7 separate regions of the Mus musculus genome follow, and regions 1, 3, 4, 5, 6 and 7 are each linked to region 2. Evidence: chromatin loops called from intact Hi-C (ENCODE). Cell type or tissue: heart. All regions are shown on one strand. Each heading gives the region's core, and the rest is flanking DNA. Links, peaks and the distances in the headings are about the cores only. Region 1 overlaps Mast2 (microtubule associated serine/threonine kinase 2). Region 2 holds the start of Tspan1 (tetraspanin 1). Region 3 overlaps Pik3r3 (phosphoinositide-3-kinase regulatory subunit 3). Region 4 overlaps Pik3r3 (phosphoinositide-3-kinase regulatory subunit 3). Region 5 overlaps Mast2 (microtubule associated serine/threonine kinase 2). Region 6 overlaps Pik3r3 (phosphoinositide-3-kinase regulatory subunit 3). Region 7 overlaps Mast2 (microtubule associated serine/threonine kinase 2).

Evidence for each region. A loop is a pair of places that touch in the nucleus more often than their neighbours do. Peaks named below come from ENCODE experiments on the same cell type or tissue, not always from the same donor. Only the 100,000 strongest peaks of a DNase experiment are listed, where the experiment ranks them.
Region 1: a loop joins it to region 2, with 2.5 times the contacts of the local background. A loop is called at or near these places in 4 of 42 quality-filtered maps.
Region 3: a loop joins it to region 2, with 2.2 times the contacts of the local background. A loop is called at or near these places in 2 of 42 quality-filtered maps.
Region 4: a loop joins it to region 2, with 5 times the contacts of the local background. A loop is called at or near these places in 5 of 42 quality-filtered maps.
Region 5: it touches region 2 in a loop (2.4-fold over the local background); 6 of 42 quality-filtered maps call a loop at or near these places.
Region 6: it touches region 2 in a loop (4-fold over the local background); 15 of 42 quality-filtered maps call a loop at or near these places.
Region 7: it touches region 2 in a loop (2.6-fold over the local background); 4 of 42 quality-filtered maps call a loop at or near these places.

What each region holds. Positions count from the first base shown.
Region 1 is chr4:116,321,225-116,325,872 of GRCm38, reverse strand. Mast2 (microtubule associated serine/threonine kinase 2) reads left to right here. Exons shown (of 30, transcript NM_001369061.1): 11 at 3,400-3,609. Among named protein-coding and RNA genes, the nearest start is that of Pik3r3, 100 kb to the right of the region's middle. In heart, for the core only: a CTCF peak has its summit at 2,377 (motif pointing left); a DNase peak (open chromatin) is centred at 3,542.
Region 2 is chr4:116,167,065-116,171,712 of GRCm38, reverse strand. Tspan1 (tetraspanin 1) reads left to right here and starts at 4,115. Exons shown (of 8, transcript NM_133681.4): 1 at 4,115-4,247; 2 at 4,641-4,648. In heart, for the core only: CTCF peaks have their summits at 2,468 (motif pointing left) and 4,001 (motif pointing right); a DNase peak (open chromatin) is centred at 2,482.
Region 3 is chr4:116,263,763-116,267,762 of GRCm38, reverse strand. The region is part of intron 3 of Pik3r3 (phosphoinositide-3-kinase regulatory subunit 3); the gene reads right to left. Among named protein-coding and RNA genes, the nearest start is that of Pik3r3, 44 kb to the right of the region's middle. In heart, for the core only: a CTCF peak has its summit at 1,902 (motif pointing right); no DNase peak of the experiment used is centred there.
Region 4 is chr4:116,243,726-116,247,725 of GRCm38, reverse strand. The region is part of intron 1 of Pik3r3 (phosphoinositide-3-kinase regulatory subunit 3); the gene reads right to left. Among named protein-coding and RNA genes, the nearest start is that of Pik3r3, 24 kb to the right of the region's middle. In heart, for the core only: a CTCF peak has its summit at 1,603 (motif pointing left); no DNase peak of the experiment used is centred there.
Region 5 is chr4:116,335,345-116,339,992 of GRCm38, reverse strand. Mast2 (microtubule associated serine/threonine kinase 2) reads left to right here. Exons shown (of 30, transcript NM_001369061.1): 6 at 2,496-2,571. Among named protein-coding and RNA genes, the nearest start is that of Pik3r3, 120 kb to the right of the region's middle. In heart, for the core only: no CTCF peak of the experiment used is centred there; no DNase peak of the experiment used is centred there.
Region 6 is chr4:116,280,388-116,284,387 of GRCm38, reverse strand. All of the region lies in intron 5 of Pik3r3 (phosphoinositide-3-kinase regulatory subunit 3), which reads right to left. Among named protein-coding and RNA genes, the nearest start is that of Pik3r3, 61 kb to the right of the region's middle. In heart, for the core only: a CTCF peak has its summit at 1,988 (motif pointing right); no DNase peak of the experiment used is centred there.
Region 7 is chr4:116,446,598-116,451,245 of GRCm38, reverse strand. All of the region lies in intron 1 of Mast2 (microtubule associated serine/threonine kinase 2), which reads left to right. Among named protein-coding and RNA genes, the nearest start is that of Mast2, 15 kb to the left of the region's middle. In heart, for the core only: a CTCF peak has its summit at 2,361 (motif pointing right); a DNase peak (open chromatin) is centred at 2,385.

The DNA of each region.
Region 1 (4,648 bases), core at 285-4,284, 150 kb before region 2:
GGACAGCCAGGGCTATACAGAGAAACCCTGTCTCGAAAAACCAAAAAAAAAAAAAAAAAAAAGAAGCATCGAGAGGATCTAGAAGGGGCAGGACAAAAGAAGCAAGGGTCTTTACTTGCAGAGCTTCTGTTTCTCCACTTGAGATCAAGAAGTGAGTGAAATAAAATATCATTTCATGTCTTAAAGAAGAGGAAAGGAACTAGAGGGCTGGATTCTTACTGCACACATTGCTTTCACGACTCAAGGTTGTCGCCAGCCTCCCCCTCTTCCCTTCGACAGGATTTGCCCTCTGGTCACATCTTCATTTGATGCAGATTTCTTAAGTAACTCCCAGAACATGCACAGCCAGAGGGGTGCTCAGCTGGTAGAAGAAGCCACCAAGAGAACAAGTCCAGGGCAGGAGCCCTAGAGTTGCTTGCTAACATTTGTATTTCCTTTTAAACTGAGAGGGAAAATTGGTACTATCCCAAGATCGCGGGGAAATAGCATTCATTTTTGCTATGAGCCTGTTTGTCTTTGACTTCGGCACATCATTTTGCCCATCTCCCTGCCCTTAACCTCTCCTCCTTTATTTTTTGAAATTAGCTGGTTTGTGTTTTTTGTTGTTGAGGATTTTGTTTTTCTGTTATGTCTTGAGTCAGTCTCACTTTGTAGCTGGAACTGTCATGGCTAGCCTCAAACTCAATCCTGCCCCATTCTTATGAATGCTGGATTATACACCCACAACCCCAGGTGTGAATTTGCAGTTCTTACCAAGAGCAATCTGCTGTGTACTCGTCATGGGTCTTCTGAGGGCAGGTTGTTCCCACAAAAAGCAATCAGGGTTCTCTAGAGTAACAGAACTTACAGGATGGATTCTCTCTGTATATAAATGGTATTTTCTTTTCTTCTTCTTTTTTAAGATTTATTTTATTTATATGAGTACACTGTTAACTGTCTTCAGACACACCAGAAGAGGGCATTGGATGCCATTAAAGATGGTTGTGAGCCACCATGTGGTTGCTGGTTTTGAACTCAGGACCTCTGGGAGAGCAGTCAGTGCTCTTGATTGCTGAGCCACCTCTCCAGCCCCTAGAAGTGGTGTTTATTAGAATGACTTACAGGGCTGTGGAACAGCTAATCCCATAATGGCTGCCTACGATCAGAAAGTCCAGAATTCGAGTAGTTGATCAGTCTACAAAGCTGGATGTTTTAGCTAGTCTAGAGTATACACCAGAATCCTAAAGAAGTAGACTCTAGAGCCAGTGAAGGAATAGATTTGTTATCAAAGACAAGAACAAGCAGGCAAAATGAGCTATCTTTTATCTAGTATTCCAGCAGAAGGTATGGTCCAGATTAAAGATAGGTCTTCCCACCTCAAAAGTCTGGATTAAAGATGTGTCATCCTACCTCAGAGATCCAGTTTAGAAGTAGATCTTCCCGCTTCAAATGATTTAATTAAGCAAAAATTCCTCACAGGTATGCCCAGCCATTTTAGGTTCTAATTAATTGTAGATGTAGTTAAAACGGCAGCGAGAATAACCATGACAAGCTCAGAGAGACGCCAGGAGACTGAGGTGCTCAGACCTCCTTCATCCTCTCTCTGTCCAGGCCTCCCTGAACAGTCTGTCTGTTCCTACTTGTATGTGCTTCTTGCTGCTCTTGGCCTTCCTTCCTTCCTTCCTTAAACTGTACACTCTTCTTCATACACGTGACAGCTGAGGGAAATGACAAAAGTGCTCTCCTTTTCTCTCTTGACATATACCAGTGACGCCTTGTAACAGCGACCTAGGCTGTCTGCATTCATCTGTGTCCCGTTTATCAGCTGTGCGATTCTAGACAGATCATTTGATTCCCTGGAGCTTCATTTGCCTCATTGACAACTCATAATAATAGAATTCTACTAGATCTGTCTCATACGAGGATCAGTGAACACTGGTTTTCTAACAGTTGGTGGACATGAGAAGTATGAGTAACTATTAGCTATTAGTTTGTTTAATCTTTTCTCTGTTCCACATTGTAGCCTTGAAGTAGACACAAGAATGAGAGCAAAGAAAGAAAGTGCAGGAAAGCAGCTAGGAAGTTCCATAGTGTGCAGTGTTGAGAAATGTATCTTGCATGCCTCATTCTCTATGTGCAGAGATGTGTATTGGTATACACCTAGAGCTGTGTGTTGGTATTTATAGGTATTTCTGTGTCCTTCATCTAAGATAGGCTTTAGAGAAGATGTGTTAAGATTTCTTTCCCGGGACTGGAGAGATGGCTCAGCGATTAAGAGCACTGACTGCTCTTCCGAAGGTCCTGAGTTCAAATCCCAGCAACCACATGGTGGCTCACAGCCATCCGTAATGAGATCTGACGCCCTCTTCTGGCGCATCTGAAGGCAGCTACAGTATACTTAGATATAATAATAAATAAATCTTTAGACCGGAGCAAGCGGGGCCGACCAAAGCAAGTAAAGGTCCTGAATTCAAACTCCCAACAACCACATTATGGCTCACAACCATCAGTACAACTACATTGTACTCATATGTACATTAAATAAATCTTTAAAAATATATATTTCTTTCTTTTCTTCTTTCCCTGCTGCTGTCCTTCTTTAAAAATCCCTCTGTACACAGATAAACTTTTGTGTCAACATATTAGGATACAGAAGTCACCATCTAGTGATAAAGAGAAGTCAAAGTCTGAAAGAGGCAGTTGTTAACTTGTTCACTAGTTTGTCAACTATGTTTGTCAGTTTTCACATGGCTGTATAGTTAGAGGCCCAAGAGAGTCCCGAGCCAGATCTCCATTCTGCTCTTCTGGGGATCTAGGCCAGGGTCATGTTGCAATCCAAAGTCCTCCATCCCAGCTTACCTTCCAAGACCAGGCAGGACCATACCTTTGATACATGTTCTCTAAGCACCTCCTGTATTCAGTGTGAACTTAGGTTAAATCTGAGAACCCTGTGATAATGAAACCTTCTGACTTGCCAGATGTCTTACATACAGAAGGTTCAGAAACCAATATCATCTATGCACTGACTTGTCCAGTCAGGAGACCAAGTCACCCCAGAGGAAAGAGAACCTTTGTTTCCTAGGAAGTCTGGGGAATTCATGATACTTAGGTGAGATGAAGAGCAACAGGAACTTGTAAGGAAGGTCAACCCCAAAAAAATGGTGTAACAAAGGCATGAAATATGGCTAGGCAGAGACCAGCAAACCTTGTATGCCTGCAGAACCAAAAATCGTACAGTATAGGATATGGCAAGAAACAGGCAAAAAGGTGATGGGGGCCTTGAGTCTGGTCCTGGGACTGTCTGCCTTCAGTCATTCGACTTCCCGGCGTCACATAGGCACACAGAGAGCCCATCCTTCAGAATTCGCTGCAGCTAAGCTGGGACTGAAAGGGAATTCTTTTCTTTTCTTTTCCTCCCAGGCCACTGCACAGATGGAAGAGCGACTAGCTGACTTCATTTCCTCTAACACTCCAGATAGTGTGTTGCCCTTGGCAGATGGAGCACTAAGCTTTATTCATCATCAGGTGATTGAGATGGCCCGAGACTGCCTGGATAAATCTCGGAGTGGCCTCATTACGTCACACTATTTCTATGAACTTCAAGAGAATTTGGAAAAGCTTCTGCAAGATGTAAGTGTCTTGACGAGGAATGTAATGACACTTCCACAAGGTCATCTCGGGAATTGGCAGTGAGCTCACTCTTCCAGCTGCTGGCCACAATCAGGTCTCCTTGCCAGTGAATAGGAGTTTCCATGTTTGGTACTGATGATCTGATGTTCTTCCCACGGCCTTTCCATCACTAAGAGAAGCCTGCTTGGTTTCAGAGGAACTCAGTTTTGTGAATGGTTCTCTAAAGCCAAAGCTGTATTACTCTGTCTGAGACTCCAACATGGGTAGTGTATAATTCCAGCATTGGTATTATGTATGAGTATTTGACTTTTTACCAAAATATGTATAGGTATTTGACTTTTTACCAAAAGCAAAAAGTTGCATAGAGGTTCACCAGACATGACGGCCCACACCTAGTTCTTGGGAGGTGAGGCAGATCCCACTGAACCTGACTGGTCTATGTAGTGAATGCCAAGCCAGTCTGGGCTATATGTAGTGAGATCCTATTTATTTCAAAACAAACATCATCAGCATCATAATAACAATACAAAATACAGTAGTGGATATATGGACTGTGTTTTACTGAAAATCATTTGTTTAAGCACAGCTTCCTAACTATCCTCAACCCAGGTGAAGCAGGCCTCAGGCTTATCCTATGAGCAAGTCCATTAACTGATACTTTATTAGCACAGTGATAGACTTTGACGTGAAAATGTGAATCTCTTCAGTATAAAAAGTCTCTGGGGCTGGAGAGATGGCTTAGTGGGTAAGAGCACTGACTGCTCTTCCCGAAGGTCCTGAGTTCAATTCCCAGCAACCACATGGTGGCTCACAACCATCTGTAATGGGATCTGACGCCCTCTTCTGGTGTGTCTGAAGACAGCTACAGTGTACTTATATAATAATAAATAAATCTTTTAAAAAAAAGTCTCTGGGAGGAACTGAAATGATGACTCGGCTGTTAAAAGCACTGGTTGGTTTTCCAGAGGGCCCAGGTTCAACTCCTCGCACCCATGTAGTGGCTCACAACAGTCTATAAATAGATTTTACATCTCTGAGA
Region 2 (4,648 bases), core at 368-4,367:
TACTCAGGAGGCAGAGGCAGGCGGATTTCTGAGTTCCAGGCCAGCCTGGTCTACAGAGTGAGTTCCAGGACAGCCAGGGCTACACAGAGAAACCCTGTTTAGAAAAAAAAAAGAAAAGAAAAAAAAAAGAAAATATGGATTAAAAAGAAAGTCTAAAATGGTGGCAATATACACCTATAATCCCACCTAAAACCCATGTGGAGGTGGGAGCCAACAGCTTCAAGAGTTTGAGGTCATCTTTAGCTTCATAGAGTCAGTGGATGGCCTATGTGGGACCTACAATCACAAAAATCCCAACCCAACCAAATAAGCAGACAAAAACAACTTAGAGCAAACAGACAAAAAAAACAAAAGTCTATTTTATAGTTTTGTTGTGCAAAAAAACAAAACAAAAAATCCAAAGCATGTTGCACATTTAAGGCAAGCTTTATAGTATAGTTTGGAATGGCTCTGACTGGCTGGACCTCAGAGATCCACATGCCCTTGCCTCCTGAGTGCTGGGATAATGGGTACTGACCACCAAGCTCTGCCCATTTGTTTCAGTTTTGAGATGGGATCTTACCACCTCTTGGCCAGAAGGGTTTTAAGCTTGTAGGATCAAAAGATCTTCTTGCCTCAGCCTCCAGAGTAGCTGCTAATACAGGCATGTCCCACTGGCTTATTACCTGTAATATTATCTGCTTTCTCTGTCTCTACAGTTGCCTCCTTCCAATCAAAAACAACAAACTAAAAAATCCACTTCCGGGCTAGAGAGATGGTTCAGCAGTTAGGAATGCTTACTGCTCTTGCAGGAGACACCCAGCACCTCCAGGTGATACTTTCTTTTGACCTCTGTAGGCACCTGCATACATGTGAATAAACACACACACACACATGAACACACACGCACTCACCAACACAAATAAAAACCCACTTCTTTGGGTGTAGTGGCACAAGCCAGAAATTCCCCCACTTTGTGAGGTAGAGGTAGAAGAAAGACCATTGCAAGTTCAAGGTCAACTGAGGCTACATAGTGAGTCCTACACAAGCCAGGGTTCCATGGTGACTCCGTTTCTCAAGAAAACAAAAGTAGTCATAAAAATCAATCCACTTCCTCAAGTCAGGGAACGTAGCTCAAGCGACAGGGCATTTGTCTCTGGTGTGCAAAGCCCTGGGTGCTGTCCCTAGCAGGACACACACATACCATCTCTCTCCCATCATCATCCCTCCCCTAAATCCATCCCATAATCACGCTAGTAGTGCTCTCTGCTCTGACCTCTTAGTGCTCCTTGTTCTGAGTCAACTACTCTCTTACACAGACCAGGAAACGGAGACAGAAAAACAAATCTCGGCAGAGTAGTGGGGTGGGATGACACATACCTGGAACTCTAGCATTAGGGAGGCTGAGGCAGGACGACCAAGAATTCTAGTTAGTTGGGTGTGGCGTTTCACAACTGCAATCCTAGCGCTTGACACAGTCCTGCTTCAGCTGTCCAAGTTTGAGGCAAGTCTGGAACTACAGAGTGAGACCTCTTCTCGAAAGAAATAAAGCCAGGTTGGTGGCTCACACTTATGATCCCAGCACTCTGGAGACAGGATCAGGCAGGTTTCTGAGTTCAAGGCAAGTCAGGAGCTCCAGAACAGCCAGGTCAATATAGACCCCTCCTCCCCCCACCCCCAACCCCCCCCACACAGGATAAATAAATAAATAAATAAATAGGGGCTGGAAAGTTGGCTCAACCATTAAGAGCACTTGCTGCTCTTCCAGAGGACCCAGTTTGATTTCCAACACTTACAGGATTCCTGTCTGTAACTGTATTTCTAGGAGATCTCTTTTCTTCTAGCCTCTGGACAGGGTGCACAGAACAGACACACATGCACACAAAACATTCATACATGTTAAATACAATTTAAATTTAAAAATAAATAAAATGGGGCTGGAGAGATGGCTCAGCGGTTAAGAGCACTGACTGCTCTTCTGAAGGTCCTGAGTTCAAATCCCAGCAACCACATGGTGGCTCACAACCATCCGTAATGAGATCTGGCGCCTTCTTCTGGAGTGTCTGAAGACAGCTACAGTGTACTTAAAGCATATAATAAATAAATAAATCTTTAAAATAAATAAGTAAATAAATGAATAAATAAATAAAAAAATGGCCAGGCACAGTGACACACATGGGATTAAAGAATCCCAGCATTTGGGAGTCAGAGGCAGGCGATCTCTGTAGGTTTGAGCCAGCCTGTCGTACATAGCACCACGACAGCCAGAGGTACATAGTGAGACCCTGTCTTGAAAGAACAAAAATAAAAACAAATAAATAAACAAATAAAAATCCCCAGGGCCCACACAGCTAAGAAATGACAGAACCAGAATTTGGGGAGCAAGGACTTGTGAAGAACCTCTCAACCAGGAAGCTTGGAGTAGGAAAACAAAGAGGGAGCCCCAGAAAAGAAGGGTTACAGAACCTTGGGGTGATAGTGTCTCCTTTGTAGGCCCATAGTGCCACCTGCTGGCAGAATGACCAGGGCCATACTCTGGATTCCAGAATATGGAGAGGGGGAAAAGAAGAGTGGGGGGGGGGCGGGGGGGGGGGCTGGAGAAATGACATAGTGGTTGAGGCTGCAAAGGACCTTGGTTTGATTTCCAGCACCCACATGGTGGCTCACTGCCTCCTTAACTTTCAGTTCCAGGACTCCAGGGGATCTGATGGGCTGCTCTGAACTCCGTAAGAACCAGGCTCACACATCAGAGATATGCAGGCAAAAGGATGTAAAGAAGGAGGAGGAGGAGGAAGAGGAGGAAAAGGAGGAGGAGGAGGAGGAGGAAGAGGATGATGACGGTGACCTTGAAGTCTTGTGGGTTTTGTGAAAGGAAGAGGAAAAACAACCATTTCCTGTTCTGTGGTGAGAACAGAGGACCATGATCATATCCTTGAAAGTGTGTGTGTGTGTGTGTGTGTGTGCACCCATGTGCAAGTGTATGTGTGTGCATATGTATGAGCGTGCATATGTATGAGCATGTGTGTGTGTTCTCATAAGTGTATGCACATGAATGTACATTTGTTTGTGTGTGCATATGTGTGTGTGTGCGTGCACGCACGTGCTCACGAGTGTGTGCATATACTTATGTGTGTGTGAACACGCAAGAGACAGTGTGAGACATGTTCATTTACATTCAAGAGTACCACTCTGCTGGGCAGTGGTGGTGCATCCCTTTAATCCCAGCACTTGGGAGGCAGAGGCAGGCAGATTTTTGAGTTTGAGGTCAGCCTGGTCTACAGAGTGAGTTCCAGGACAACCAGGTCTACACAGAGAAACCCTGCCCTGTCTTGAAAAACCAAAAGAAAAAAGGAAAAAAAAAAAGAGTATCACTCTATGTTATATACGTGACTGAGTTTTTTTTTTTAAAGATTTATTTATTATTATATGTAAGTACACTGTAGCTGTCTTCAGACACACCAGAAGAGGGAGTCAGATCTTGTTACGGATGGTTGTGAGCCACCATGTGGTTGCTGGGATTTGAACTCTGGACTTTCGGAAGAGCAGTCGGGTGCTCTTACCCACTGAGCCATCTCACCAGCCCTTTTTTTTTTTAAGATTTATTTATTATTTATTATATGTAAGTACACTGTAGCTGTCTTCTGACACTCTAGAAGAGGGAGTCAGATCTCATTATGGATGGTTGTGAGCCACCATGTGGTTGCCGGAATTTGAACTCAGGACCTTCGGAAGAGCAGTCGGGTGCTCTTACCTGTTGAGCCATCTCACCAGCCCCCCGTGACTGAGTTTTGTGTGTAAACATATGGGTGGCAGCTCGAGCAGATGTGGGTGCCAGTAAACACACAGTTTCAAGGTAAGAATCATATCACACTATTGTGAGCGAGGCACCCAAAAGTTCTAGAAAGCTACTTGTCCAGCTCCTGACACTGCTGCCCCATACACCCCTTTTCAGGAGAGGCAGAGTCTATGGTGACATTTCCAGGTAGAGATTTAATTATTGCTTTCAGTGTTGGGAACTTATCTCCAGGCAGTAGGGGGCAGCAGGGGCAAAGAAGGCTAATCAGCCTTGGGTGGGGCCAGCGGGCGGGCCTGCGGCCAGGAGGTTTTAAAACACCTGCCCCACCTGTAGGTGAGTAGTGTTTTGCGAGGACTAGCCGCTCCTTCAGCGTTCTGCCAGCACACTGAGTGGCAGTTTCCTGGAGCTGTTCTGTTCCTTCTGGAGTGCAACAGATCCCGTTCAGAACCTATTGCCAAGAGCCCTGAAGCAGGTGATGGCATAGACCAGGGATTAATCTATGAATAGGTACCAGTCTAAAAACAGGTTTGGGGTGCTAGAAAAAGCCATTGGTGGGTACTGAAGAATCTGAGATTGGTTTAGAAAGAGGATTAGGAAAGACAGGTGTCAGGCAAGGGTGTTGAGTGGTCTGGAGTGTGAGATCAGGCTTGTAATACCTGCATGGGGATCTGGGGATATTAAGATCTGAGAACTAGTACAGGTGGGCATACGTGTCAACAAAAGGACTGGAAAAAGTTCTGAGATATTAGAGTCCAGATGCAGGGGAAATTTGGTGAGAAATAACAAGATGTTGGACTCAAAAAAACACAGCCAGCCCAGGGCAAGTGGGAGGTAAGGCCCTAATTTGTGCATGTCTGTTTCCCAGGACACACC
Region 3 (4,000 bases), core at 1-4,000, 96 kb before region 2:
AACTTAAGACAGTGTATGTGCACTCCACAGCTCTGAGAACTTAAGACAGTGTATGTGCACTCCACAGCTCTGAGAACTTAAGACAGTGTATGTGCACGCCACAGCTCTGAACTTAAGACAGTGTATGTGCACGCCACAGCTCTGAGGCTTGGGGAGGAGAGGGCTACATGCTGATTGTTGGGTTGGGTTTCAGCTTTTTGAGACAAGGTTTATACTATAGTCAACATTGGCCTGAAACTCGTGGCAATCTTCTTGCCTCAGGCTAAAAGTAGAAAAAGAAGAACCATAGAGTAGGCTCATCAGGTAAGGGTCTTGTCACCCATCTTGACAACTTCAGCTCAATCCACAGAACCTACTTGGTAAGAGGAAAGAAACAGCACCCATAAGTTGCTCTCTGACCTCCACACTATGACACACATGCAGACAGACAAAGTAAATAAAGTAAAAATAAAAACAATAAAGGCTAGTGAGTAGTGGTGGTGCACTCCTTTAATCCCAGCACTTGGGAGGTAGAAACATTCAGATGTTTGTGAGTTCAAGGCCAGCCTGTTCTATATAGAAAGTTCTAGGCCAGCCACCATCCTTTAAAAAAAAAAAAAAAGAGGCCAGTGACTTGAGGGCTGAATGACCAAGAGTGAGAACAGTAAGTGCGGTAAGAGGAAATAGGAGATCATGAAACACCTTGTAGATCACAGTAAGGCTTAATTTTTAATTACGTGTGTGTGTGTGTGTATGTGTGTGTGTGTGTGCCTGTGCCTCCCGAGTGCTAGGATTAAAGGCGTGCGCCACGTTTTGTTTTTAATAGATCATTACTTACTCCTGGGAGAATGACACGTGCCACTGGTTTCCCCTTCCACTTTTACACGGGTTCTGGAAATTGAACTCAAGGCTTGCACAGCAAGTGCCTTTAACTACTGAGTCATCTCACCATCTTCATCCCATTCTCTTCCATCACAAGGTCACCAGTACTTTTATCAATCCGGCCTCTGTCCCCTTGACCCAGTCCTTCCTGCTCTTCCTGCTCCCCCTTTTTTGTGGGCTGTCCTGGCTGTGGTTTTGAGGAGGGCCTCAGGTAGCCAGGCTGCCAGTAAACTCCATTAACCAAGGATAACCCTCAGACTGTTCTGCCCCCACCTTCAGTTCTAGTCTTACAGCGCGACTGGCTTATGTCATTCTGGAGATCCAATTCAGAGGTTCATGTGTATAGGCAAGCGTGCTGCCATCTAAGCAGGAACATCAGCTTTCTTCTTTAAAAAGAAAATGAGCCGTGCATGGTGGTGCACGCCTTTAATCCCAGCACTCAGGAGGCAGAGGCAGGCGGATTTCTGAGTTCGAGGCCAGCCTGGTCTACAGAGTGCTAGGTTAGTTATGGCTACACAGTGAGAAGCTGTCTTGAAAAAAAAGAATGAAAAGCAACATCACCATCATGAAGGGGCAGGTGTCTGCGGAGATGGATCATGGATGACAATGTTTGCTGCCAAGCCCAGTGACTTGAGTTCAGCCCTGGGCTCCACCGTGTGGAAGGAAAGATAGAGGCTGAAAGTTGTCCTATGACCTACATAAGCAATGTAATACATGATCATCATCATTTTCTTTTTTCTTTCTAAAGATTTATTTATTTATTTTATGTATATGAGTACACTGTAGCTGTCTTCAGACACAGCAGAAGAGGGCATCAGATCCATTACAGATGGTATGAAATTTCTTTCACTGAAATTTTGTTGGCTCTACACATGTGGTACCTAGTTTTTTTTTTTTTTTTTCTGGTGCTATATGGTTTCATAAGCATTAAACCCCTATATCTCTAGATATATCTTTTTTTTGAAGAAGAAGAAGAACTTTTTCTTTTCTTTAAGATTTATTTATTATTATACACTGTACACTGTAGCTGTCCTCAGATGCACCAGAAGAGGGCATCAAATCTCATTACAGGTAGTTGAGCCATCATGTGGTTGCTGGGAATTGAACTCAAGACCTTTGGAAGAGCAGTCAGTCTTACCCGCTAAGCCATCTCGCCAGCCCTAGATATATCTTAAGATAATTTTTTCACCCTGACTCAAAAAAACAAAAACAAAAAAGAACAAAAGAAAAAAAAGATAATTTTTTCCTAAAAGTTCTAGAGAGCTAAAAATCAATTCTTACCTCAGAAAAAGTTGAGGTAGATGGACTGAATAAATGTCTCAGAGCCTATTGCCAGGTAGTGGTGGCAAATGCCTTCGGTTACAGCACTTGGGAGGCAGAGGTAGGAAGATCTCTGAGTTCAAGGCTAGCCTGGTCTACAGAGCAAGTTCCAGGACAACCTGGTCTGTTACACAGAGAAACCCTGTCTTAGGAATAAAAAATGAGTTCTTGCTCTCTGTTCTTTCAGAGAACCTGAGTTCAGTTCCCAGCCCCCACACTGGGATGCTCCAGGGGATCAGATCTCAGGTACCCACACACAGGTGGCACATACACATAAATAAAAATAAATATCTGGATGCTGAACAGGTAGCTCAGCAGTTAAAAGCACTGGCTGTTTTTCCAGAAGACCAGGTTCAATTCCCAGCACCCTCATGGAGGCTCACAACTGTCTGTAATTCCAGTTCCAGAGCATCCAACATCCTCACACAGACATACATACAGGCAAAACACTAAGGCACATAAAGTAGAAATTAAAATTAAAAATTAAAAACAATCTGACCCAACTTTCTTATTTCTACAAATGGAACACATAGTCTTAAGCTTGGCAAGTTCAAACCATGATCACTTTCACCTTCTTCCAGTGCTGTTACTAAGCTCCTTTTGGCTTAATTCTCCATAACCTTTTACCTCAAGTCTTGTCCTATAACAGCAGGAGTATCATAGGACAGTGTGCAATCAGGACTGAATCATGTCATTCCCTGTGTATAGTCATCTACCAATCCTTCTGCACTTAGAAATAAAATTCAAAGTCCTTCTCATGGCTCGTTAAGTTTCTGCAAAGTTTGTTTCCATTCTATTTTTTATTTTATTTATTTTTTAAAGATTTATTTATTTTATGTGTTTATTTCCATTCTAGTTTCAACATCTTGATAATGGAAGGCAACCACAAAGTGGTTTTTGCACTAAATCTTCACCCAGATTGCTTCTGTATTTTTTTGCTCTCACTCCTGGGTCCACCTTTCTGGCTGGAGACTTCTAATCCAAGTCTCAGAGGCTGCTGCCTCAGGAGCCCTCCTGAGCCTCCTCCGTCCGCAATCCTGAGGGCATCGCCCTCCCTTGGGCAGCACTTCATGGGCTCTGACATTGTCTCAACTCCTTTCTTTTTTTAATGTCCTGTGCTGTCTCCCTGTCTTCACTCCCTCCTTCTCACTACAAGGGAGGGCTGTGCTCTGATGCTTAGCTTTGCTTAGAAGAGTCTAAACAATGTTAGTACTCAGGAAATATTAAATAAGCAATAAATCCTAAATCCAATCATGACTACCTCTCCCTCTGTGAAAGATTCCTAGATATCTGTCATTATTTCCTTAATTGTTTTGTTGTTTTAAGTCAGGGTCTCATATGGCCCAGGTTGGCCTCATACTCATTACATAGTCAGGTCTGACCTCGAATTTAGATCCTCCTGGGGGCCTGCTGAGACTGCAGGCCTGCACCAGCACACCTGATCCTAAGAATCAAACTCAGGATCTCTCACATGCTAGGGAAGCACTCATCAACTGGACAGGATCTCCCACCTTGTCTCTCCTCCTTTCCTTTAAAATACAGTCTGATCATAACCTCTCTACACCCACCTACAATATTAAATATAAACTCCAAACTTTAGAATTCAAGGCTCTCGAAGCCCTCAAACCTTCTATTCCCTACCACTTCTTTTTAACAAATGTTACACGGCCAGAATGGAACTGCATCGCACAAGATGGCTCTGACTTCTCATTCCACCTTCCCTGCTCCCAGTGTTATCTCCCTTGGCAACGAACTCCATCTACACGTAAAATATCATTTTTTCCATGAAGGTCGGCTTTCATTATGCCCTAAAATGCAT
Region 4 (4,000 bases), core at 1-4,000, 76 kb before region 2:
ACACCAAAGGTGGGCAAGCATGACAAAGGATAACAAGTGTTCCACATGGCAGCTAACAACTGTTACTCCAATTTCAGAGAATCCAACACCCCCTTCTGGCCTTCATGAAAGCATGTGCAAAGCAAAGACAAACATATAAGCAAAATACCCACGTAAAATAAAAATCAATAAAGATAACAACTGTTTGCAAAATTATGGTAGTTAAGAAAAAAGAAAGAATAACCATATGACCCAATAGTCAAAAACCAAAAGCAGAATGATATGATCTAACAATTCTACTCTATTTTCATGAAATCAAGTGTTAAGAAGAATACTGTACCCTTGTGTTTGTCATAGCTTTTTTTTTTTTTTTTTTTTTTTTTTTTGGTTTTTTGAGACAGGGTTTTCTCTGTATAGCCCTGGCTGTCCTGGAACTCACTCTGTAGTTTGGAATTCCGAACTTGGAAATCTGCCTGCCTCTGCCTCCTAAGTGCTGGGATTAAAGGCATGCACCACCACTACCCGGCTTCTCATAGCATTTATTCATAAGAAATACAATCTAAATATAAATCAATTCACAAATAGATAAAGCATGGCATTATGTAAAATAAAATATTGTTTGGCCATTAAAAGGGGGTGGGCATCAGGCATGGTGGTGCATGCCTTTCATCTCAGCTTTAAGGAGGCAGAGGTAGTCAGAGCCCTCTAAGTTTGAGGCTAGACTAGTCTACATAGTGAGTTTCAGGACTGTGAGGAGACACAGTGAGACCCTGTCTCAAATATAAGTTGGGGGAGAAGGAGGGATAGGCCTGCAGTTAGGAGTGCGTGGTGCTCTTACAGAGGACTGGATTCTCAACAACCACACCAAGTACTCCAAGGTCATTTTGACATATACACACAAACACACACACACACACAATTTAAAATAAAACTACTACCTTGTTTTTGAGAGCTGGAGCAATTTTCTTAGCAGTTAAGAGTATTTGTTACTCTTTTAGAGGACTCTGCACCCAGTTCAATCCCCAGCATGCACATGGTGGCTCTGTAACTCCAGGTGCAGAGAATGCAATGCTCTCTTCTAGCTACTCTAAACACAAGGCAAAACACCATATACATAAAAGAGAAAAAATAAATCTAAACAATTTTTTAATCTTTAAAAATGTGTAGAGGGTGCTGGGCAGTGGTGGAGTGCACCTTTAATCCCAGCATTCAGGAGGCGGAGGCGGGCAAATCCCTGTGAGTTCAAAGCCAACCCGGTTTACAGAGCAAGTTCCAAGACAGCCAAAGCTACACAGAGAAACACTATGATTCATGGCATGAAAATAGAAAAATGTGAAATAAGCAAGACACAGAAAGACAAATGCAGAATGATTTCATATACATGTAAAATAGTAAGATGTTGATCTACAGTCCTTCCACTTGAGAGGCAAGGAAGCAGGATCTCAAATGCAGGGTCACCCTGAGCTATGTAGAGATCCTTTCTACAAACAAAAACAAAAACAAAAACAAAACAAAACAAAATCGGGGGCTGGAGAGATGGCTCAGCAGTTATGAGCACTGACTGCTCTTAACTGAGTTCCAACTCCAGCAACCACATGGTGGCTCACAACCATCCGTAATGAGATCTGGCGCCCTCTTCTGGGGTGCCTAGAGACAATTACAGTGTACTTACATATAATAATAAATAATCTTTAAAGAAAAAAAAGTGCCTGGCAAACACAGAAGTGGATGCTCACAGTCAGCTATTGGATGGATCACAGGGCCCCCAATGGAGGAGTTAGGGAAAGTACCCAAGGAGCTAAAGGGATCTGCAACCCTATAGGTGGAACAACAATATGAACTAACCAGTACCCCCAGAGTTTGTGTCTCTAGCTGCATATGTATCAAAAGATGGCCCTTGGTCTTGCAAACTTTATATGCCTCAGTACAGGGGAACGCCAGGGCCAAGAAGTGGGAGTAGGTGGGTAGGAGAGTGGGTGGGCGAGGGTATGGGGGACTTTTGGGATAGCATTTGAATTGTAAATGAAGAAAATATCTAAAAAAAAGTGGGAGATGGCGGGTTGGAGATGAAGCTCAATGGTAGAGTACTTACTTGCCTGTCATGCTCAAGACCATGGGCTGGAAAAGGTAGAGAGATTTTTTTTTTAACATAAATCTCTTTAACCTGATCTAAGCATTAAGATAGATATCATATGGTATCCAACATATGTATACAGTTTTCATGTATAGCTTAAAAATAATTTTAAAATATACATATATATGTATATGTATGTATATATATATATATATATATATATATATATATATATATATATATATATGAATGAAGGCTAACAAGAGTTTTCTCTGAGGCTTTCCTATTTATTTATTCAATTATTTATTTATTTTGGTTTTTTTTTTTTTGAGACAGGGCTTCTCTATGTAGCCCTGGCTATCCTGGAACTCATTCTATAGGCCAGGCTGGCCTGGAATTCACTAGCAAGCTCCCTGTTCTTTTGTCACTCCACTGTGGGGAAAACCCCAAAACCCTGTTTCTATTATTACTATGCCACAGCTTCTGAATTCTCCTGAAGGAAATTACAACAGTTTAGAAAATCATGCCACTTCCAATTTATAGTTTCTAATGGTAACTGAGATTACTATTTTGTTAGCAATTTATCCACATGCCTCTAAGCAGTGACCTTTCCATCCCACAGAGTGGCCAATGGTCACTCTAATCTGATCCCAGGAAGATATACTCCAAGATCTCAAATGAATACCTAAAGCCATAGATAACATCTGAATCTAATAGAAACTATCTTCTCCTGTACATATATACCTATGACAAAGTTAAACTTATAAACTAAATGTATGAGATTAAGAAAATACAAAAATTACAATATACTGTTAATAAAAAGGTTTTATGAATGTGGTTTCCCTTGGAATATCTTATTATGCTTTATCCACCCTTCCTCTAATGCTGTGCGATGACGGCACAACGCCTAAATGATGGGGTAAAGGGTGGTAACTGAGGAAGGCATAGCGTTACAGGGTTAGGCTATGATAGAAGGGTTAAACGAACATAAGCCCAGAGATATTCCAACAGTAGATCTAATAATGAAAATGGCTACTACGTGACTGCCAAGGCCTCTGTGTGACAAAGGGGAAGATTTGTGTCCTATGCATGATGTATTAGGATCAGTAGGAGATTTCATCACAATACACAGGACAACATGCAATTTAACCTTTATCAATTGTTGCTAGAATTTTTCATGTATTACTATCAGACTGCAGTTGACCACAAGCACCTGAAACCCTGAAAAGCAAACCCACAAGTGATAACTGTTTCCTATTTCCCCCTTCTTGTGCCCTTTACCAGAAAAAAATAATTCTGCAGCCACCCAATTTTATCACCCAACCTCCATTCTTCTTGAAACTCACGTTCAGACTTCTGAGTGTTGGACAAAGGTTTCTCTCTTCCTTTGCTAAACTAATAATCCCTTCATATCTTCAAATCCACCACCTTCCTCTCTCCATCTAATCACACAGACCCATTGTCTGAATTTTACCTATATAAAGCCTGAAAATAGGAAACAAGTTCAACTCTAATATTCTTACATGTTTCTTGGGATGGGAATGTGGCTCAGGTAGGAGAGTGCTTGCCTAGAATGTATGAATCCCTGGGTGTAAACACCAGCCTCATGTGGCACGTGCTTATAAGCCCAATCAGGAGCAGGAGGCAGGAGAATCCTAAATTCAAGGTCATTATAACGACTTAAGTTCAGGGATAGCCTGAGCTACATAAACTGTTCTTACTTCTCTAGTTAACTTTCATGTTTGCTTCATAAGTTTTCTAAAGGTGACTCATATTTCCTGTTTGTTTCCTCGCCTCATATTTACTCTTAAATCTATTACTCTGATGCCTATTCCACTCCCTAAGTATGTCTTATCAAGGCCCTCCCTACAGAAAAGTAGAGTAGAATCTACCTTCATTTCACATAATCACGTTGGGTTTAATCCTAGTAGGAATCCATTTCCTTTT
Region 5 (4,648 bases), core at 268-4,267, 170 kb before region 2:
ATTATTAAACCCTTAAAGGGAACTATGGGGACTTAACAAGTTTGTGGTCAGTCAATTTCAAAGACCTACCCCAAGGCTGGGATTGTTTTTAGGAAAATGGAAGTCTTCTTGAAGAATTTGGTCTTTTTTTTTGTTTTGTTTTTTAAATATTAAAGGCAGGTTTATTGGGAAGCTGCTTTTGGGTGATCGAGTTCACAGGCTCCAAGGACAGAGGCAAGGGAAATGGCCAAGAGGGTTGGAGAGTGGGTAGGGATGGAAGAAAAAGAGAGAAAGGGCACTTGCATAGAGAGAGGAGAGAGAGAGAGGGAGAAATGAAGGGGGGAGGGAAAGGGGAGAGAGAGACAGACAGACAGACACCAAAGAATTTGCTCTTAACCTGTCTGTGAGATCTACACTTAGTCTTTATGCTTTTTCTCAGAACTGAATGATACAGTACCTACAGTTAGAGTTGGGGTCTGAATGGCTTTGGGAAGACTATTGGAACATGGACCATTGGAGAGAATGTTTATAAACTTCTAGACTACCAGGCTGGGGGAACCCATCATTATATCCCCTTGCTTATAGAAGGCTTTGTTTTGTTTTGTTTTGCTTTGCCAAAACCTTTCGCAGTCCCTCTTTCCCCCCAACTATATATATACTATATACCCTCTCACTAATTATATTCATTAAAAACAGATCCCAGCTGGCTGTAGTGGCTCATACATTCAGGAGGCAGAGGCAGAGGCAGAGGCAGAGGCAGGTGGATCTTTGAGTTTGAGGACAGCCTGGTCTACAGAGTGAGTTCCAGGACAGCCAGGGCTAAACAGACAAACTGTCTCAAACAAGGAAAAACAAGTCCCAGAGATTTCTCTGATTGCTTCTTTTACTAAGTTATCATTAAATTTCATGGTGGTCAAAGTATTTTATTGATTTTAAATTATTTAAAATGTATTTAATTTTACTATGGCCCTGAATATGATGATATTCTTTAGTAAATTTCTCATGTCACTGAAAAAAAAGCATATAGTCTACTACCGTATTGCAGTCTTCAATTAGTCGGTAGTGTTGTTTAAGTTGTCTATATATTCATCTCCATCTCATTTGTTAATTTATTGATTAGTATGGGCTAATAGATACTTATCTTCTAGTTAGAATCTTATTTATTTGTCTGTTTAAATTGTAGCTGTGGCCACTGAAAGGAAGTCCCTTAATTTGATTCCTGTTTTGTGACATATCCCATCAGTGCTGTTTGGTTTCTGTTTTCTTTTTAGGGCTATTTGCAACTTCCTTGCCTTCTAACACTGAAATGCATCCTGCTCATCTGTATTTCTTTTCTTTTCTTTGTTTTTTTTTTTGTTTTGTTTTGAGACAGGGTTTCTCTGTGTAGCCTTGGCTGTCTTGGAACTCACTCTGTAGACCAGGCTGGCCTTGAACTCAGAAATCTGCCTGCCTCTGCTTCCCAAGTGCTGGGATTAAAGGCGTGCGCCACCACCACTCAGTTCATCTGTATATCTTATATCAGTCTTAGAGTCAGTCATTTCTTCAAGAAGCTTGAGGGGTGTTTTTTTTGGGGGGGGGGTTGGGATTAGTATTAGAAACCAAGATCTGAGTAACAGCTTTCCCTTAGTCTTACAGACTCCATTTCTAGAGTTTCTTACGTCAACAGTTTTTTTTTTCCCACTTCTTCAGTGGCATTGCTTCTCTAGTCAGTAAGCATTATTCCTTGGGATCCTCTGATATGATACATTATTTGTTTGAAATTTGCATATCTTACCTGACTAGGTCACAACACATAGTCCCAACTACTTGGAAGGCTATGACAGGAGGATCATTGAAGCTCCAGGGTTTTAGTCCACCTCAAACATCTTTATAAGACACACATACCTCATTTTAGAAATCAAAGTGTTAGGTTTTGAGTGAATCCATTCTCTCTGAGGCAGGAATAAGAGTTCATAAACAGCCTGGGCTTCTGTCTCAAAATACCAGTGACTAGCATACACGAAAACTAATTGAGAAAATGGTACTTGAGGTTGGCCATGTTTTATAGACCTCAGAGTTTGTAGTATAAGGCATTTTATGGTGTACTGCTATCCTGAACTTCTGCCAAGGAACTCTACCCTTACTGTATGCACATTTTTGTTTAGCCCCTTGGCTGCAGTGGGTGGAGATACTTGTACAAGTAACTTTTAGACTAGGCGTTCTGTTGTCTTTAGGACAGTTCTTAAGCCTTTGGAATACTGCAACTTGATCTGTTCCTAAGAGCGCAGGAACATGTGAATCCCTGCTGTATCTAGAAAGGGCGTCCAAGGTAGGGTATCACAGGTACCTAGTTCTAGGTGATAACATTCCTGGGTTGTCAAACTTTTATAAAGACTCATAAACTGAGGGCTGGCCTGAGAAAATAACCAGATATACTAAATTAACAAGAGAAAAAGGTTTCTTACCAGAAAGCCACACAAGTTTGCCTCATTCCCAGAGCAAACTTCAAAGAGTTCCTTTTCCTCTCCCCATCACAGGTAACAGTCCCTTGGACAGCCCCCGGAATTTCTCTCCAAATGCTCCTGCTCACTTTTCCTTCGTTCCTGCCCGTAGGTAAGTTGCTTGAGAACCCCTCTGTGCTGTTTGTCTTGTCTTGTTTTGTTTTGTTTCTCTGTGTAGCCCTGGATGTCCAGGAACTCACTCTGTAGACAAGGCTGGTCTTGAACTCAGAGAACCGAGTGCTGAGATTAAAGGCATGTACCACTGACCCCTGACTGATATGTGTGCTTGGTAGATGTCTGTGTTCTTCTTTCAAGTCAGTACTCTTCCGTGTGGATTGGGTTGCCTTGGACTACCAGTAATCAAAATGCCTTCCTTTCTGTCCTCTCCTAGGTCTTGTTCAAGTTTTCCTTTCTGAGTGACTGTGCATTTGCAGCTGAACAGAAAGATAGTAGATTCATTTATTTTATAATCCTAAGCAAAACACAGTGGTACCCTAAGAATATATTCCACAGCATGATACTGTAACTGAGAATTATCGTTGGGTTAGAGAAGAGAAAGTGTTCCAGGAAGGATCCAGAGTAACACTCTTTACCTTGTATCCCAAGTACTTCCAAGAAGCTGAAAGGGCCTGACATGACTTTCTTCTCAGCTTTTGTTGGAGTTTTGTTTGTTTGTTTGTTTGTTTGTTTGTTTTTAAACAGGGTCTCATTATGTGGCCCTGGCTATGTAGACTATACAGGCTTCCCTATGTTAGTAGCTTTTTAATGTGTTTCTTGCAGTTTTCTGCTTCACCCAGCTAGCTCCCAAATTGAGACTGGACTATAATATTTACTTAACAAGCTTCTAAGTTCACAACAACTCCACATTAATCCTCTAAACTAATTTGGCTACCTCGCAGTCAAAATCCCAGTGATACTTTCATTAGTACTGATGTGGCTCTCTTGGCTCCAGGACTTTTCTCATGGTGTCTCCTGGACTCTCTTCCAGCTGTGATTTCCTACTTCCTCTCTCTCCTTCCTCCCTCCCTCCCTGGGCTGAGAGGAAGTCCAGCCCTATTCTCTCCACTGCTCAGTCATTGGCTGATCAGCTCTTTATTAACCAATCAGGAAATTAGGTAGCAATGTTTACACAACATTGAGACCAGAGATTCTCAGAATAAGGATTGCAACTAGATGTGGGGGCAAGGAAATCAGGATTTGAATGATACAAAGATAATCTTTACCCAGTGCACAGAAACATTATCCTTACAGCCCTATTCAGAGATTTTCCCTTGTCTCTGCCTCCCAAATGCTAGGAATATAAATCTCAGCTTTCAGCTGAGGGTCCCAAGTATGAGTTCAGAAAGACTGTAATATCTCATAATTCGCTGAGCTTCGAAGGGTTTAAGTCCCATTTCTCTCCTGTCTGAAAATGATAGTGTTGATTCTGGCCTCTCCTAGCAGGCCTGACAGTTCCACCCATGCCGAGAGCACATTAAGTGGCCTCTGGAGAAGTCCACCCTCACGGTGTCTTCAAACCTTTGCTAAGGCTCCCTACACACAGTGGCTTGTTTTCACAACTTCACAACTCTCTTAGCCATAGTTCAAGTTTGTGGGGCTCTTGTTTTAATTTGGGGGGGTCGTTTCCTTGTTTAGTTTTGAAGTAGAGTTTTCTTTAGTTCTAAATGGGAAAGCCAATTTAAAATAAATAGTAATAAGGCTCCAGCTTTGTAGCGGTCAGTGGCTAGCGAATATACTATATCTTGGAGTAAGAGCAGTTCTACTATTAAGACTACTTTCTTTGCTAGGTGATAGTGGTAAGACATGCCTTTAATCCTAGCACTTAGGAGGCAAAGGCAGATGGATCTCTTCAGTTTGAGGCCAGCTGGTCTACAGAGCCAGCTCCAGGACAGCCAGGGCTACACAGAAAAACCTGTGTAGGGGGGAAGTGAAGGTGTTGGTTGGGAGGACTACTTACTTACAAGGTATAGCAGGGGGCTGGGCTGTAGCTCTGTTGTAGGACTTGTCTAACATGCACAAAATACCACATAAATGAGGTATAATGACTCCCACCTGAAATCACAGTACTTTGGAGGTGTGAGCAAGAGGAAAAGAAGGTGAAAGTCATCCTCTGCTACATACTGAGTTTGAAGATAACCTGGGCTACATAGGATTCTGTCTCAAAACAATTAAGATAAAATAATAAAAAA
Region 6 (4,000 bases), core at 1-4,000, 110 kb before region 2:
TATGTGTATTTAATATTAGTATGTTATTTCAATTTTTAGGACCGTTTATTTCATTTTTTCATACATTACATCCTATCCTCTGTATGGGTGAGACAAATGAGACTTACCCCCAAGTGCTGCTATTCTGTTTTCAGACTCCATTTTGATCATAAGGTAAAATTAAGGTCAAGTTCCCAGGCTCTCGGGGCGCTAGGGCTTTCCAGGTGGCTAGCCAACTTCTTTCTCATTCTTCTTTTGTGCCCCAAAACACAGTGAGTGTTCTTAACCAGGACAAGAACAAATGATTCTGATTGATGAAAAGTTGTAACTGTACCTTGGCATAGATACTGTCTTAGTTTGGGTTTCACTGATGTGAAGAGACACCATGACCAAGGCAACTCTTATAAAGGCAAACATTTAATTGGGGCTGGTTTAGTTTCAGAGGTTTAGTCCATTAGCGCCATGACAGAAAACATGGCAGCATGCAGGCAGACTTGGTGCTGGAGGAGCCAAGAGTTATACACCTTGACCCCAAGGCAGCCAGGAGGAGATTATCTTCTGAACTGGACAGAACCCGGAGCATACACAGGAAACCTTAGAGCCCGCCAACATCACAGTGCCACATTTCCTCCAACAAGGTCACACCTTCTCCAATAAGGCCACACCTTCTAATAGTGCCCCTCCCTATGACCAAGCATTCAAAGACATGAGTCTATGGAGGCCAAACCTATTCAAACCACCACAGATGCCTATGGGCTTTATTATTTTTCTGCTTCACTAAGGTGAATGTTCAAAGACATAGTCAGCTCTCAAATATATGCTGTTGTCCCTGGTTCAGTTTTTGCTACCTAATTCAAATAAAGATCTTGCTTTGCTGGACTCTTGTGACTGCTTGGGTTGTTTTGGATTTTCAGATCCCAATACCTCCACTCTTCCCAGCTCCCCCCTCAAATCTCCCCTTTCCTCAAGATCTTCTCCTCAGTTTCCCTTCACAAGAAGAGCAGGCCTCCTAGGACTATCAGCTGGACATGGCATAACTTACAACAGGACTGGCCTCCATGTAGGCATGATGTTCTTATACACTGTGTCAAGTGTATACTTGTGTTGTTCAAATGCTGAGTCCTCTGCCCTCATATAGCTGGGCTCAACTCTGACTAGAATCATACCTTAAGATAGCCCATTTATTTTAAACTACATTCTACCACGTGGCTGGTTACCTGTGCTCAGGTACCATGAGTCCATCTCCCCTGGGCTCTCTCCCAGAATTCTTTCTCTCAACCCTATGTCCTGCCTAAGACTTAGGCTATAGGCTTTTTAATTGACAGGTGATGTACCCATACAATATAGAAGACATTCTCTCTATACCTAAACCCTTATATTAAGGCTGGACAAGACAATGTGGTAGGAGGAAACAGGTCCCAAAAGCAGGCAAAAGAGTCCTACTATTAGGAGTCCCACAGAATGCCAAGCTGTATAAACATAACATATATGCAAAGGGCCTCACTCAGACCCATACAGGATCTGTGACCCTATGAGCCCTGCTTAGTTGATTCTGTGAGCCATGTTCTCATGGTGTCCTCGACCCCTCTGGCTCCGATGAGAGTGATCCTAGCAAAGACTCCTAGTAATGGGGACACAGAGACTGAACTGGCTGTCTTTTATAACCAGGCAAGGCTCCTAGCAGTGGGACTGGGACACCAACCCAGATACAAAACTGCCGACCTATAATTGTCCAGCATATAAGATGTGCTGGGGTAATGGTGGCACAGGACTTGCGGGAACGGCCAACCAATCACTGGTCCAACTTGAGGCCCACACCATGGGAGGGAACCCACACCTGATATTCCCCAGACAGACGGGAACCAGAGGCTGGACAGCTTAGAGACCCAGGATAGAACCAAACACACACTGGCAAAAAAAAAAAAACTCAGATCCTAGCCCAACTGTCATCAGAGAGGCTTTACCCAGGAACTGAAGGGAGCAGATGCAGAGACCCACAGCCAAACACTAGGTGGAGCAAGGGGAACCCCACAGAAGAGGGGAGGAAGGACTAAAGGAGCATCAAGGACACTTGTTTATTTTTATGTGTGTTTTTGCCCAAATAAATCATGTATCATGTGTGTGCTTGGTGTCTGCACCTTTATTTCAAGTTTCATTGTCTTCTATTCCTTTAGCACAATGAGCCTCGTTATTGAGAGATTTATAGACTGACTCCATTCAAGTGGTCAATAGTACATGGATAGTGAAACAGCCACTCATAATATCAGGCTTTATAGTTAGTAAATTAGGGGATTTTCTTCCAGGGCTTGAGATCAAAACCAGGAAGCTACAAATGCTGAATTTGTTCTTGATTTTTGGAAACACTTGTTCTATCAGTGACCTATACACCTAGAGCTGCCTCTTTTATTTTATATGATGTGAAAAGAAAATGAATAAAAGAATCATAGGGCTAGAGAGATAGCTCAGTGGTTAAGAGCACTGATTGCTCTTCCAGAGGTCCTGAGTTCAATTCCCATCAACTACATGGTGGCTCACAACTATCTGTAATGGGATCCCATGCCCTCTTCTGGTGTGTCTGAAAACAGCTACAGTGCACTCACATATATATAAGATAAATAAATAAATCTTTTTAAAAAATCATTATAGGCATAAAACATACATAAATATAATCTTGGATAATATATAGCAAACTATAGGATTAGGGCATGCTGGCATAAGTTTTAGTATTAGCCCTTGTACTTGAGAGGTAGAGGCATGAGTTCAAGGTTAGCCTGGTCTACATAGTGATTTCCAGACTATCCAGAGCTATATAATGAGAGATCATCTCAACAAAAGAAGGGAGCAGGCAGGGACAGAGATGCATAAGAGTAGTGTTTATGTAATATCACTAAGATTTTTTTAGCTGTAAATTAACCCAATTATATACCTAATAGGCATAATAAAGAACACTCCACACAGCAAGAATAGAATATAGGTAATTCTTAAATAAAAATATTATATTCCAAATATTATATCCAAAATATATCACATTAGACCACAAAACAAGTTTTAGTATGTTTTAACTTACTTTTTCAGATTGATTGATTGATTGATTGATTGATTGATTGATTTTGGTTTTTCGGTAGCTCTGGCTGTCCTGGAACTCACTTTGTAGACCAAGCTGGCCTCGAACTCAGAAATCCACCTGCCTCTGCGATTTATTTAATTTTATGTGTATGAGTGGCATGCATGTGTGCATGTACATCACACGTGTGCCCAGTGCCACAAACTCTAGGTCAGGAGAAGGCATCAGATTCCCTGGCAGTATAGTTAAAAATCATTGTGAACCACCATTGAGTGTTGGGAACCAAACCCAAATGCTTTGCAAGAACCAGTGTCCTTACTGGCTGCAGTGGTACATGCTTTTAATCCCAGCACTCTGGAGGCAGAGGCAGGCTGGCCTGATCTACAGAGCGACTTCCAGGACAGTCAGGGCTACACAGAGAAAAATGGTCTCAAAACAAAACACAACAACAAAAACAACAAGTATTCTTAAATGCTGAGCCATCTCTCTAGCCTCAGGTGTTAATAAATTGTAAGACTACAATCATACAGAGGACTTTTTCTGATCCACAACGAGAAGGAAGTAGAAATCATAGAAGAAAAGCTAGAAAAGTCAGAGATTTACAAAAATTAAATGTCATGATCTGAAACAATTAATGGTTCAAAAAATAAACAACAAAGGCCAGGCATGGTGGTGTATATATGCCTTATCCCAGAAGCCTTGTGAGCTGGTGGCAGACAGATCTCTGTGAGCTCCAGGCTGCTGTTATCACAGTGAAGTTCCAGGTTAGCCAGGGCTACCTAGTGACACTCACCTCATAGAATAATGTAAAATAAATAAAGAAATGACAATCGAAATTAGAAAATGCCTTGTGATACATGAGACCTAGGCACTCCATAAGAACACTTACAGGACACAACAAAAGCAGCTATCCACGGTATTTATAGATGCAAACACCTACGGTTAAAAACAGTAGAG
Region 7 (4,648 bases), core at 380-4,379, 280 kb before region 2:
AGTAACAGAGGATGGCCTTAGTCTCAAATCTCTTTTTAAATCTAACAAGTACTGATTTGATTTGTTCCTTTTTATTTTTTTAGACTTCTTTATAGTGTATCTGTGTGTATTAGGGTTTTATTGATGTAAAGAGACACTGTCACTATAACAACTCTTAGAAAACATTTAATTGGGGCTGGCTTATAAGTTCAGAGGTTTAGTCCATTGTTGACATGATGGGAAGCATCGAAGCATGCAAGATAGACATGGTGCTGTCAAGGAGCAGGCAGCATGAAGGGAGAGGGACATTGGGCCTGGCTTGGGCTTCTGAAAACCCAAAGCCTACCCCCAGTGACACACTTCCTCAAACAAGGCCACATTTCTCAATAGTGCTACTTCCTATGAGAATATGGAGGCCATTTTTCATTCAAAGCACCACACTCTGTGTGTGTGTGTGTGTGTGTGTGTGTGTGTGTGTGTGCGCGCGCACTTGTACCTCCGAAGACAAGGTCACAGAACAAGTTGATGGAGTTGATGCTTTCCTGCTATACAGATTCTAAAGATGGAACTCAATTATCAACTTGTCTGTGTAACAAGTGCCTTTACCCACTGAGCCAAGCTGCTGGTCCTGTGATTCTGTTCTTAACCTTTCATTTTACATCCAGTCCCTCATGTCTATTAGGTACTACATTCAAATTGAGGAAACCACCCTACTCATTTCCACCATTTCTCTATACTGTCAGACTGGGTAATGGTGGCCCCCATGCCTTTAATCCCAGCACTTGGGAGGGAGAGGAAGGTAGATCTTTGTGAGTTTGAGGTCAGCCAAAGATACACAGACAAATCCTGCCAAGGGCTGGTGGGGAGGGGGGAGGTAGAACTACAGAATCTACAGTGTTACCCCGTTAGATCTTTCATGTAAATTCCTATGAGTTTCATGACTCATCTTCTGTCCTATTCTTAGTGGTCTCTTCCTTGTGTGATATTTTACACATAGAAAATCATTCTGTAGAACCTTAAGTATGAGCTTGTCACTTTACTAAAAAACCTTTACAGTTGTTTCCTTCATAATTTAGATCAAAGTCCAAAGGGCTGTTGACTTTGTCCTGTAAGACTTTATGAAATCTGGCCCTTGGCCTAACTTCCTCATCTTGTTTACTAGCTCTAGTCACAATGGCTGCCTTGGTGGTCCCCAAGTATAGTAAACATTTCTGTCTACCTGAGAACATTTAAAAAGATTACTATTGCTTTAGGGATTTTTTACTTATGGTTTCTGTATCTAGAATTCCCTTTTCCAGATGGATGTGTACAGATGGTTTTCTTACTTTGTTCATGTCTGTTGAGATAATGCTTCCTTTGTTGTTGTTGTTGTTTTGTCTGTTTGTTTATTTTGGTTTTTTGAGACTGTTTTTCTCTGTGCAGTCCTGGCTGTCCTGGAACTCATTCTGTAGACCAGGCTTGCCTCAAATTCAGAAATCCACCTGCTTCTGTCTCCCACGTACTGGGATTAAAGGCGTGGGCCACCACTGCCTGGTGAGATAATGCTTTTTTTTTAATAGTTTAATGTATTTTAATAGCAAACTTACAGGAATAGCACAGAAGACAGACAACATTAAAAACAGGTACTTGTCTGTAGGGCAACTCAGTTAGAAAAGTATAGTGAATGGATGGAATCTACTGTGTGATAAAAATGCTACAAACACCATTTAGTTGCCGTCAATAAGAAATTACTTATTTTTAAAAAATCCAAATGCTGTTATTGTCCAGAAAATTTTAACAGGTTTATTTATAATTGTTATGAAGTTGAACTGTTAAAATGTGTTCTGAAACATTTTGCTTGCATTAATGCTTTACATCTTGCATTTATATTAAAAATACACACAAGTAAACATGGAGAAACTGCCAATACCTGATTCTGTCCCCTCTGTTTCCACTTGCAATCATATACTTAGGTACCTTTGACCCCATGGAAAAAATATCTAACATTCAGAACTACTGATTACAGGAAGAAGAGGAAAAAAAATTTTTTTAAGAATGAAATGTTTCCCCTCATAGTGGACTCTTAATCACGTTCTCCACGTATGCGGCTTGCTAGCTGGATATCTTTTGGCATAATTGTTACAGGTTTGGCATGGGTAGCACACAGATTGGTATCTTCAAAAAGGCCAACCAGATAGGCCTCGCTTGCCTCCCGCAAAGCACCAATAGCTGCACTCTGGAAGCGCAGAGCAGATCTGTTTTGAAGTCCTGAGCAATTTCTCGCACCAGATGCTGAAAAGGGAGCTTGGGAATCAGAAGCTCAGTGGACTTCTGATAGCATCTGATTTCACTGAGTGCCACAGTACCAGGCCTGTAATGATGAGGTTTCTTCACTCCCTCCAGTAGAGGGCGCACTCTTGTGAGCAGCTTTTGTAGTCAGTTGTTTCCTGGGTGCTTTACCAACCGTGGATTTGCGGGCAGTCTGCTTTGTAAGAGCCATGGTATGGACACCTCCTTACTTACCCCCCTTCTCCTTCGGCTGGAGCTCAGCAAGCAAGAGGTGGCACTGGCATTGGAGAGCGGCAAAGGCTGCGAACACAATTTGAGATAATATTCTTAAAGAAACCTTTCTTGACTATCTGTTCCAAAATAACTCTCATGGTCACTTCCTTTTCTCGTTGTATTCTTATCTTCTATTGATAGTATGGCCACATTTTTTGGTACTTACTGATTTTCTTCCATATTAGAACATTTGCTCCTTAAGGGTAGTAATTTGTGTCTCTTTTTCTGACTTCCAGCTCTCTATGCATTTTGAATTCTATTTTCTTTACAAAATAAATAATAAATTCTTCATGACTGATAGTACAGTGAATGAAATAAGAGTCATGCTGGGCTGTTAGGTAGGCAGTTGTTGTGCAAGCCTGGTGACCAGAGTTAGATACCTGGAGCCAATGTTAAAAGTATATCTGCAATTCTAGCACTTCAGTGAGCAAGATGGGTGGTGGGAATAGGAGAATCAAGCAGAAGCTCATGGGCTATCTAGCTTGAAGTATGAAGCACAGCAGAAACAGCAAGAGAGACCCCTTCCTTTAAAACAAAAAAGATGGAAGGAGAGAACCCAACTCTTGAAAGTTTTCTCTGGCCTCCACCAGTTTTCTTTATAAAGAACCTATCTTAGAATGGGATGCATATATCTCCACTGATTTGAGAATGTAATTAAGATTTAAACTTTAGAGGCCCTTATTTCTAAATTCTGAGGTATGCTATGACAACTATAGTATTAGGAGTGCTCACTGTGGGAGAAGTTGAGCTATTTCAAAATCCTTTAATACTTAATTCACCAAAGTAGAGCTACTTTCTAGTATTGTTAGGTTTTCTGTTAGGTATTTAGGAATGATTTATGAAGCAGAACATTTGGATATAGTTGGCAGTAGTTTTTGTTTTGTTTTGTTTTGCAAGACAGGGTTTCTGTGTAGCCCTGGCTGTCCTGGAACTCACTCTGTAGACCAGGCTGGCCTCGAACTCAGAAATCCGCCTGCCTCTGCCTCCCAAGTGTTGGGATTAAAGGTGTGCACCACCACCGCCCGGCTTGGCAATAGTTTTTAAAGTTATTTTAAAGGGATGTTATTAATGTGATTTTTTTTTTTTTTTTGGTTCAGGTAACCCTGGGATATTTAGTTTCTGCCTTTGACTACTCAAAGAAAGAGACATTGTTATTCTAGCTCAGACTTTGGTCTTTATATCAGTTAGGGAACACTGGTTGCTGTAATAGATACATTCAGAATGACCTAGACTGATACACACTTTTCCATTCTCTATCTTGGTTCTTGCAAGGTCGCCTGAGGATGATGGGCCAGCATAATCATTTTCACTTGTATTTTACTTCTAAAATCAGTTACAGGCCTCTAGCTAACTGCTAGAAGGCTGAGGACATTATATAGATGCTTAGGAAGGGAATCATATTTTATCAACTTGTAGCTATTCTCTGCTTTGGACCTATAACCTTGGTGTAGTCGGTAGAATTTTAGTTTCCTTTTATTCTTTTCAGAGCCCACAGAGTTTTGTGTCACCACCATTTTGGATTTTAGAAAAGGCCTTGTTCCCCACACCTGATAGAAAATCTAAAAAAACTTCTTTTCCTTTGCTTTTGGTACATTAGATCTTTGACTACCCTACACTCATGAGGCTTTGATTATAATCTGTTGTTAGATTGTGATAGTAACGATGCAGATGAATTAGCTTAGGGGGTAGGGTGCAGCCCAATGTGCAGGGTGCTTGCCTAGCGCATATGAAGCCCTGGGCTTACTACACAGCACTGCACAACAGACGTGATGCTGTATTAGAATCATGAGACAGAGACAGACAGAGTCGTTCTTAGCTATAGAGAGTTTTAGGCCAGCCTGGGAAAACGTGAGGACCTGTCTCAAAAAAAAAAAAGTTTAATAATCCAGTAAGTTACAAAGTGACCTGAAGTTGAAGCTGGAATTTCATGTAATTTGTAATATTTTCATATTGATAATATTTCATGAAGTATTTGCTTTTCTACTTTTAAAACATAAAAAATAGGGCTGGAGAGATGAATTAGCTGTTAAGAGCGCTGACTGCTCTTCCAGGGGTCCTAAATTCAATTCCCAGCATCCACATGGTGTGGCTCACAACCATCTATCTATAACCTGATGCCCTCTCATGT